Linked DNA regions of Homo sapiens: region 2 is linked to region 1. A link is an interaction called in ENCODE POLR2A ChIA-PET data of the cell type or tissue named here. Cell type or tissue: OCI-LY7. All regions are shown on one strand. Each heading gives the region's core, and the rest is flanking DNA. Links, peaks and the distances in the headings are about the cores only.

Evidence for each region. Peaks named below come from ENCODE experiments on the same cell type or tissue, not always from the same donor. Only the 100,000 strongest peaks of a DNase experiment are listed, where the experiment ranks them.
Region 2: POLR2A ChIA-PET joins it to region 1 with 6 read pairs; 1 of 35 experiments calls an interaction of 5 or more read pairs at or near these places.

Annotation. Positions count from the first base shown.
Region 1 is chr11:111,434,798-111,440,178 of GRCh38, forward strand. It overlaps a transcript of BTG4 not described here. Among named protein-coding and RNA genes, the nearest start is that of POU2AF1, 58 kb to the left of the region's middle. RefSeq lists silencers at 4,453-4,502, 4,523-4,592 and an enhancer at 4,501-5,087. In OCI-LY7, for the core only: CTCF peaks have their summits at 2,081 (motif pointing right) and 2,280; DNase peaks (open chromatin) are centred at 2,084 and 4,554; H3K4me3 peaks cover 2,248 bases; H3K27ac peaks cover 3,924 bases.
Region 2 is chr11:110,325,775-110,331,155 of GRCh38, forward strand. LOC124902752 (a long non-coding RNA gene) reads left to right here and starts at 2,627. Exons shown (of 2, transcript XR_007062884.1): 1 at 2,627-2,749. In OCI-LY7, for the core only: no CTCF peak of the experiment used is centred there; DNase peaks (open chromatin) are centred at 2,547, 2,967 and 3,727; H3K4me3 peaks cover 2,672 bases; H3K27ac peaks cover 2,696 bases.

The DNA.
Region 1 (5,381 bases), core at 141-5,140:
AGGACCACCCATCCAGGAAGAAATAAGGAGGGCAGGGAATCTCAGAGGTCCTTCCCAGCCCAAGCCCTGAACAATGCCTTCATTGACACCTCTCACCTTTCACTCATCCTGCCTGACCCTTATTCCATCAGCCATCCCAGCGCTGGCTGCAGAATAAGATCTCACCTGACAAGCCTCTAAAGTTCAGACCTCACCTGGCCCTGGGACTCTCCAGCAAGACACAACTCGGAAGGGCCGGCCCAGCACTGGTGCAGGCTTCCCCAGGGCTGCCCGGTTCTGGCCAGAACTCTGAAGTGTAGCAGTACGTGCCCTGGAGGATCTAAAATCCATCTCAAGTTCTCAAAGCAAACAGAAGATGTGTTTGGTGGTTCTGTTGGCCAGAGTACACTAGCACCAGCTGGAACTGAGACAGACACCCAGCAACCCTGTCCCGTTCTCCACTGGGCCAAGGGAAGCCACAAGCCCTGCCCCACTCTCAAGGGCTCAGACCTGGATATGGAAAGCACTCGGGGGTAGTGAGAGAGAATCCAAGGTCTCTTGAGGGTAAGTGGGGACACCACCGCCACCACCGCCACGGGTGGGAAGGAGAAAGAAGGGCTGCTGTTTCCCCAGGAGGCTGCACCCTGCCCTGGGGAGGAGGCAGCTCCCCAGAGATGACACTTGAGGACTTGGCTTGGCACCACGAAAGCATACCGCTCAGGGTTTTGTTTCCCCTTTATAAATGGAGGCAGGCGAGGAAAGGAATTCTTTGGCTGAGTAACATAATACTTCTGGGTCCAGCCCACCAGGCTTGGCCCTGGGAAGAGCAAACAAGCTGCCTACCCTGTCCCAACAGGTTTGTGGACACTCGTGCCCACTGCCACTCACTGTGGATTCTGGGGAAAGGGGGAAACGTAGATCCCCAAGGGGAGCAGAGATGTTGGGGAAGATCTATAGCCCAGCCCTCAACCCCCCAGGGTGAGGCCACAGCCAGATATTTAGTGTTACCATGCAATCAAACACAACTCCACCCCACCCGCCCTAAGCCATCTCAGCTCCCACTTTCCTCACTGACCTGGGCCTCAGAGCCCAGCTGTAAGTCCAAGGTTTATGCTCACAAGCCCCACAAGCTGCACGATTTCCCAAATGCTCTTCACCCAGGCTGAGGACCTCCCCCGCAGAAGAGTTCTGCATGTCACAAAGCCAGAAGCAAATACCCAGAGCCACAAAGAAAATGTTAATAACCACCAGATATATTTTTGCAAAGTACTTTTGAAAGATATTATTTCCATTCTCATAACAACTTCCCAGGTTAGCCATTATTATCACCCCATTTTAAACATAAGGAAGCAAGGGGCTCACAGAAGTGTCTACAGAAATGGCTAAGTCAGGTCTTGAGCCCAATCCGTCTTACTCTTCATTTCACCCTCGATCAGTAGCTGCAAATCCAGCACCCTGATTATCTGAATTTGGTGATCAATAGAACTGGTGACGACCACCTCCAGCTTTGTAACTCCTGGCTTTTTAGACCTGGCAACTGGATAAATGGGGGACTTTTGGACAGGCACAGTGGCTCACGCCTGTAATCCCAGCACTCCCAGCACTTTGGGAAGCTGAGATGGGTGGATCACCTGAGGTCAGGAGTTCAAGACTAGCCTGGCAAACATGGCAAAACCCCATCTCTACTAAAAATACAAAAATTAGCTGGGCGTGGTAGTGGGCGCCTGTAATTCCAGCTACTCAGGGGGCTGAGGCAGAGAGAATCGCTTGAATCTGGGAGACGGAGATGGCAGTGAGCCGAGATCTCACCATTGCACTCCAGCCTGGGCAACGAGAGCAAAACTCCGTCTCAAAAAAAGAAAAAAAAAAAACAAAAGAAGGGCTTTCACCTAACAGGCCTGAGGGGTCCAGGCAGACATGGGTGCAGACCGTACCTGACCTTGCTGGCCCAGGGGCAGGCGGCTAGCCCAGCCCCTCCCCCGGCAGGTGCCCCTTCACCTTCCCGCGCCTGCCCCTCCAGTCCACACACCCAGGCAAGGCGCCCTCGAGCGAGCGCCGTTTGTTTTGCTGAGAGTTTCCGTTGGCTCGCGTGTGGGTGTTTGTTGTATTTCTCCGGCAGATGGCAGACAGCATGCCCTCCCCACCATCACCCCGCCCCACCATCACCCTGCCCTGGGGCTGTGTGGCAAGCAGACGCTGCAGGGCAGAACAAAAGCCTAGCAGGTGAACAGCCCTGTCTGCGGAGACTTTTATCCAACCCAAGTCGCAGACAATATCTTTATAAAATTCCTTTCAACTCCCTCATCATCTGGAACTCTTCCTGCCTGGCTCCCAACCTGCTGCAGCCCCCAGCAGCCCCCACCCTCAGAAGAACATCTGCTCCTCTGACAGGGCACAGGACACGGTGTTCCAAAGAGCAATTTTTTCTTTGGCTTCCATCCACTACACCCCCTCAGAGCCCAGAGACCCCCTGCTCCCAGAAGCTTCCTGCAAAACGGGAGGAGTGTATTGATCTGTGGAATGGAGGAGATCATTCTCCTCCTCCAGTGCTCAGAACTCCTCAGCAAAAATGACCCTCAGTTTTTACCACCCCTGAAAAACCCCAGATGAGTCCAGGGACTCCTGCCAGGAACTGGGTTGGGGGATGAGGGGGATGCTGGAAAGGGATGGAGTTTCTCAATTTCTAAAGCTATTGTTTCTCATTCCCAAATCACCATGCTCCAATCTGGGCCCAAGAGCTGTGCTCAACTTGAGGACTGGTGTGGCTCCCTCTGCAAGAAGGTTAGGCCAATGCCAGTGAACCAGCCACTGAAGGCTGGAGGGGCCGGAGAGCCTCTGAGCATCCTCACCGCCTTGCCTGAGGCTAGAGCTACAACAGCGAGTGCCTAGACCCCCACCTGTATCCCCATTGCATCCCCACCACTACCCAGCAGCTCAGGAGCAGGCTCTTCCCTCCACTCCTAGGCGACACTCTGCAGTTTCCATCCTGGGGTCTCTTACTTGCTTCTGCTACTCTGCCCAGTTTCTCGTGTTGATAGCTTAGCTACTCAGCCTTCCTGGGTTTTCTTTTCAGCCCTGGTCATATCTTTAATGATCTCTATCCTCAACATGTCTAATAGCCCAAGGACCAAGCTCATTCCACTCTCATCCTCAACCCAGATCTGCAGGACCCCAGCCAGGCCCATAGCCCCCCAAGCAGAGGGGAACTGACAGCTATGACTCTGACTATACTAGACAACATTCTACACCCACCAGGAAGTAGAGCCTTGGAGATGTCCAAGCTGACCCTGTTATTAAGGGCTGAGAAGCAGTTGTAGATGCTGCTTAAAGGAAGAGGGGAAGGGGGCTGCCAGGGCAGCCACAGAGGCATCAACAGACGGGACACAGAGGTCTCTGGTGTCACCCTGATGGCAGTTCTGCAAGTGCTGACACGGGGTCCCAGAGTCCCTAGACCTAACTTTGTGGGTTAGACATCTGACTCCAATTTGTGTGGGCCAAATTCTAGCCTGGAACTTGGGCCCCAATATGCACAATCTGTCTTCCCCACAGCCCCTGAGACACCATGTGAGCCAGGGCACACAGCCAGCCTGCACCCTGCCCTTCTCAACAGGAATTCCTTGGCTCATGCAGCCTCCACCTCTGGCCTGACTCTGTTCTTTCTCTGTGAAACCTTCCTCGACCCCTTCAGTTAGCCTCTGTCCAAAGCCAGGCACTCTCATGGGCCATTTCCCCCAGCGCTTACCAAATGTTGCCAGGTATTTTAGTTATCTGGGTAAACATCTTCTCTGTAAACTCCTCAACAACAGAGACATTTTATTCATCTCCATTCTCACCCACCACCGCCAGCACCTAGCTCTGCACCTTGCCAAGAGTAAACATTAAACATTTTCTGGATCAATAAACTCAGGATAATCCTCCCAAGTCCTTATTCTGAATGGCCACAGGAAAACCAAAACATTTCCTCATCTCCTTGGTGACCCCATACATTACCCTAAGCTTCAAAAGAGAGGATGCTAAAGAAGGCGTGATGTGGTCAGGGGGTCCCTGGATATGTGAACCTCCCCCGTCCTAACTGGACACTGTCTTAGGTTTCCATTTATACCTTCCCGGTGGCACCTCTGTCCCTGCTGTCCTATCCATCCACCAGAAATCTCTGGCCAACACATTAAACATATTTTCAAATCCCCAATTCCCTGAACTTAAGGGAAAGCAGGCTGCCCCGGCCTGGGTACTGGGTGTTACCTGACTAGCACGTGGGCTGCCCCCTGTCCCGCACACCCACCCGCTGGGCAGCTAAGCCTCTGCGGTTGGGACCCCAGGGAGGCTTCCTGGTGATTTGCATATAATCACACAATGCCAGGCACAACAAAGCCACTCAAACAGCAGAGCCTTCTCAGCTGAGTTTAAAGTTTAATCTCCTTAATACAAAAGTTTCTGCTTTGCTTTTGATGGGTTCTGGAACTCTTGCTGATGATGCTAAACAAATAGTCACCCTTTCTCCCCCTCTGGAGGCTTTGCCCAGCGCATTGTGGCAGCACAGGCCCCAGTTGTTGTGGTTTACGGGCCAGACCTGCACCTGCACTGTTTGTGTGAGCTCATCTGGATGCCCAGAAGGGCTCTTTAAAGAGAGCCCAGCACAGCCGCAGATGGAGCAGGAGAAGACACCAGCCCAAGGACTGCTACAACCCTTGGCCAGACACCAGCTCAAGGCTGCCTGTACTCTCGGTGCCCCCCACCGCCCTCTACTTCCCTTACAGAAACATTCATCCCCAAGTCCTCCTCCCAGAACCCAGCTCCCTCCTATGTGTCTCTCAGGACCTTCCTCTTCCAGATGCCGTCCAGCCCCCTCGTACTTCCCCTCCCAGACTCACACCCCCTCTCAGTTTCTGCACACTTTGCCTCATCATCTGGAGGCCATTCCTAGGTCAGTTTTCCTATTTACTTCAGCACTTCACCTATAGGAGTCATAGAGCCATCCCAAGCAAAGAGCCTCTAGAAGACCCTTTCAAAGACATGCTCAGCACTTTACGTTTTGGCTCCAGCTCCTCCGCCCGGTCATTTTGAGAATGAGCCATGATCCTCCATCTCTCATATTGATGCGGGAATTGGAAGTTGGTCATTGAACTGGTGGCCTGAATAGGGGTGCCCCAGCCATCTTGGTTATCTGTTTTTGTGTAGCAAACAATCTCAAAACTTAGCAGCCTAAGACAACGGTTGTTTTATTTTATCTCACAGTGCTGTAGTTCAGAAACCTGTTCAGGGCTCAGCTGGGTAAGTCTGCTCTGTTGGCATTGGCTGGGGTTACTCTGTGATCTGGGATCTAAGATGGTTTCATTTTCATGGCTGGTGACTTAGTGAGTATGGCTAAAAGGCTTGGCTCAGCTGGGACTGTTGAGCAAAGG
Region 2 (5,381 bases), core at 68-5,067, 1.1 Mb before region 1:
TGAGATCGTCCTTCATACCCCAAAGGGACCATAGTGGCAAGTAGAAAGAAAAACCACTGCAATCTATAGAATTAGCCATTCATCATGATTCTGAATTGTGGACTGAGCTCTACACACACTTCGAGAGAAAGAGGCTCGTTAATCCAAGGTGTTTATAGGTGAGCAGCCCCTTCCATGGCCCAGGGAAGCTAGAAAATAGAAAGAAACCAGTAACTGGCTGCTAGAAACAAGAACCACAGATCTATATGTCATTGCAACATCAGAGCTCCAGCCTTTGGGTTCCCTTTCTTGGTTATTCAAGAAGGCAGTTCCATCTTGGATTCCCATGGGTGTAACTAGGATTGCTGTCCACTTGGGGGTGGGCATATAGAGATAAGGAGAGAGACTGTTGATCAGGAGTGAGGACTCTGTGACAGCTGATCAGCTCAGCTCATGGAGGCTGGTAACCTCCATGTTCTCTGATGCTTTGATACTGCTTTCTCTGTGTCACTGACCAGCTCCTCATTGAGAACAATAGCAAATAGAAAATGAAATCTCGTATTTGAGAACAATCACACATAATAAATGAAGATAGATACGAAATAAAAGTGTCTATTCAATCACACACAAACAAAGGTATTTTGCCTGGATATTCATGAAACTGAAAAGTAGGTTCTTTTATTTAGAATTTAGAACAGAATGACTTTGCTCTTACTACATAAATAAATGTTTAAACTACACCTAACTGGCCGGGTGCAGTGGCTCACGCCTGTAATCCCAGCACTTTGGGAGGTCAAGGCAGGTGAATCACTTGAGGTCAGGAGTTCGAGACCAGCCTGGCCAACATGGTGAAAACGCATCTCTACTAAAAATACATATAAAAATTAGCTGGGCTTGGTGGCGGGTGCCTGTAATCCCAGTTACTTGTGAGGCTGAGGCAGGAGAATCGCTTGAACCCAGGAGGCAGATGTTGCAGTGAGCTGAGATCATGCCACTGCACTCCAGCCTGAGTGACAGAGTGAGACTTTGTCTCAAAAAAGTACTAATAATAAAAGAAAATAAAAATAATAAAATAAAGTACACGTTAACAGAATCCAAAAAAATGATACTTTACCACACACCCAATAGGATGACTACTATAAAAAAAAAAGTGTTGACAAAGATGTGGAGGAATTGGAACTCTTTTTTTTTGTTTTTTTTTTCCGAGACGGAGTCTCACACTGTCACCCAGGTTAGAGTGCAATGGCGCGATCTCAGCTCACTGCAACCTCCACCTCCTGGGTTCAAGAGATTCTCCTGCCTCAGCCTCCCAAGTAGCTGAAATTACAGGCACACAACATCCAGCTAATTTTTTGTATTTTCAGTAGAGACGAGGTTTCATTATGTTTGCCAGGCTGGTCTCAAACTCCTGACCTTGTGATCCGCTCGCCTCGGCCTCCCAAAGTGAGCCACCACACCCAGCCCACGAATTAGAACTCTTGTGCACTGTTGGTGGGAATGTAAAGTAACAGCTGGTATGAGAAATAGTATGGTGATTTTTCAAAATTAAAAGTAGAATTACTACATAATCCAGCAATTTCATTCCTAGATAAATACTCAAAAGAATTGAAAACAGAGTTTTGAAGAGGTATTTGTACACCAAAATTCATAGCAGCATTATTCATACTAGCCCAAAAGTGGAAGAAACCCATGTCCACCAGTGAATGAATGGATAAACGAAATGTGATATATACATACAATGGAATATTATTCACCTTTAGAAAAGAAAATCCCATTATATGCTACAATATAGATGAAACTTGAGGGCATTATGATAAGTGAAATAAGCCAGAAACAAAATGACCAATATTGTATGATTCCACTTATATGAGATATTCAGAGTAGTCAAATTCATGGAGACAGAAAGGAGAGTGCTGGTTGCCAGGGGCTGGGGAGAGGGGAAATGAGAAGTTATCGTTTAATAGGCATACAGTTTCAGTTTGGCAAGATGAAAAAGTTCTGCAAATTGGTTTCACAGCAATGCGAATATACTTAACACTACGGGATGGTACACTTAAAATGGTTAAGATGAAAATATTTGTATTTTAAATATCTATATATATTTACCATGATTAAAAATAAAAATAAAAATAAAAATAAATGACTCTGGCAGGGCGCGGTGGCTCGCGCCTGTAATCCCAGCACTTCGGGAGGCAAAGGCGGGCGGATCGCGAGGTCAGGAGATAGAGACCATCCTGGCTAACAGGGTGAAACCCCGTCTCTACTAAAAATACAAAAAATTAGCCAGGCGTGGTGGCAGGCGCCTGTACTCCCAGCTACTCAGGAGGCTGAGGCAGGAGAATGGTGTGAACCTGGGAGGCGGAGCTTGCAGTGAGCTGAGATTGCACCACTGCACTCCAGCCTGGGCGACAGAGCGAGACTCCGCCTCAAAAAAAAAAAAAAAAAAAAAAAAGACCCGCATGAACAATTTATCAAACATGAGATAGCGTGTGTGTTTATGAGTGTATTTGTGGTCACACTGATGTTTCATACTGTGGCTATCAAGTTGATTATGTGAGTAATTTCTCACACCTGCACAGGAAGTTGACCCCTCTCCTCACTTCCCCTCCCCTCCCCTTCCCTTCCCTTCCTTGTGTTACAGTCGGGTCTTTGTTCTTAGAGCTCCCGAGATGGTGGCGGCCGGCTCCCAAGGTGGCAGCAAGACTTTTGTTCTCTGACCTGGGGTTCTTGGCCTCCTGGATTCCAAAGAATGGAACCTTGGGGCCATGCGGTGAGTGTTGTGGTTCTATTGGAAACCGTGGGTCACGGAAGAGAACTGTGGAACCCAGTGACTAGTGTTCAGCTGGATTAGGATGAACCTGGGCACTTAGCAGTGCAGGAGCAATAGTGAGCCTCTAGCCCGATCCAGCAATGGGTGCCTCGCTGGATCAGAAGTGCAGTGGACACCCTGCCTGATCCAGAGTGGTGGAAGTCAGTGGCAGGTCTGTGACAGCGGCATTCAGCAGTGGTGGACAGCTCGAGCCAGAACAAACACATACCAGAAGAGTGAGCAGTTGCAAGATTTAATAGAGTGAAAACAGAGCTCCCATACAATGGAAAGGGACCCAAAGGGGGTTGCCACTCCCTGCTCAAATGCCTGGGTTTAAATCCCGATCATTGTCCCTCCCTTTGTGCTCTCAGGCGATAATATGATTTGACTATTTCTTTACCTCCTGCTTTTAGCCTAATTTGTATTTTAGTGAGCCCTCTTTACTACCTGATTGGTTGGGTGTGAGCTGAGTTACAAGCCCTGTGTTTAAAGGTGGGTGCAGTCACCTTCCCCAGCTAGGCTTAGGAATCCTTAGCCTAGGAAATACAGCTAGTCTATTCTCTTTCTTCCTTCCTTCCTTCCTTCCTTCCCTTTCTTTCTTTTTTTTTTTGAGACAACGTCTTGCTCTGTCATACGGGCTGGAGTGCAGTGCTCTGATTGTGGCTAACTGCAGCCTCAATCTCCCAGGCTCAAGCGATCCTCCCACCTAAGCCTCCCTAGTAGCTGGGAAAACAGGCAAATACCACCATTCCCAGCTAATTTTTTTTGTAGAGACAAGGTTTTACCATGTGCCCAGGCTCAGGTCTTGAACTCTTGAGCTCAAGTGATCCACTTGCTTCTGCCTTCCAAAGTGCTGGGATTACAAGTGTGAGCCACAACACCCAGCCCAGGCTTTTCTATACATCCTCTGAAATCTAGGTGAAGGCTGCCAAGTGTTCTTCATTCGCATTCTGTGCATCTATAGGCTTGACATCACCTGGAAGCCACCAAGGCTTACAGCTTACATTCTCTAAAGTAGCAGCCTGAGCTGTACCTGGGCCCCTTTGAGCCAAGGCTGTAATTAGAGTGACTGGGTTGTGGGAAGGAGTGTCCTGAGGCTGCACAAGGCAGTGGGGCCCTGAGCCTGACCCACAAAATCATTCAGTCCTCCTAGGCCTCAGAGCTTATGATGGGAGGGGCTGCTGCAGAGATCTGTGAAATGCCTTTGAGGCATTTTCTCAATTGTCTTAGATATTAGCACCTGGCTCTCTTTTAATTATGCAAACATGTCTAGCAAGTGGTCACTCCACAGCCTGCTTAAATTTCTCTCCTGAAAAAGCTTTTTCTTTCTCTGCCACATGGCCAGGCTGCAAATTTTCTAAACTTTTATGCTCTGATCCCTGTTTAAATATAATTTCCAGCTTTAAGTCATTTATTTGTTCCCACATCTGAATATAGACTGTTAGAAGCAGCCATAACACCTCTTGAACACTTTGCTGCTTAGAAATTTCTTCTGTCGGTTGGAAGTGGTAGTTCATGCCTGTAATCCCAGCACTTTGGAAGGCCAAGGTGGGAGGGTCACCCGAGGTCAGGGGTTCAAGACCAGCCTGACCAACATGAAGAAACCTCATCTCTATTAAAAATACAAAAATTAGCCAAGTGTGATGGCACATGCCCTTAATGCCAGCTACTCAGGAGGCTGAGGCAGGAGAATCACTTGAACCCAGGAGGCAGATGTTGCAGTGAGCCGAGATCACGCCACTGCACTCCAGCCTGGGCAACAAGAGCGAGACTCTGTCTCAAAAAAAAAAAAATGAAATTTCTTGCCAGATACCCTAAATCATCACTATGAAGTTCAGACTTCCACAGATTCCCAGGGCATGAAAAGAGTACAGCCAAGCTCTTTGCTAAGGCATAATATGCCTGATCTTTGCTCTAGTTTCCAGTAAGTTCTTCGTTCGCTCTGAGACCTCCTCAGCCTGGACTTTATTGTCCATGTCACTATCAGCATTTTGGTCACAACCATTTAACCAGTCTCAAAGTTCTAAACTTTCCCTCATCTTCCTGTCTTCTTCTGAGCCCTCTGAACTCTCCTAATCTCTGCTTGTTACGCAGCTCCGAAGTTTCTTCCACATTTTTGGGTATCTTTATAGCAATACTCCACTCCTGGTACCAATTTTCTGTGTTAGGCCATCCTTGTACTCCTATAAAGAAATAACTGAGACTGAGTAATTTATAAGCAAAGAGATTTATTTGGCTCATGGTTCTGCAGGCTTTACCAGAAATAGAGCAGCATCTGCTTCTGGGGAGGCCTCAGGAAGCTTATAATCATGGCAGAAGGCAAAGGGGGAGCAGGAACATCACATGTTGAAAGCAGGAGCAAGACAGAGAGAGAGTTGTGGGGGAGGTGCAGAGGTGCCACACATTTCTAAATGACCAGATCTCATGAAAACGCATTATCACAAAGATAGGACTAAACCATGAGGAACCCACCCCTATGATCCAAATACCTTCCACGAGGCCTCACCTCCAGCTTTTTCATTACAATTCAAAATGAGATTTGGGCAGAGACAAATATCCAAACGATATCACCCTCTTAGTAGTTAAATACCTT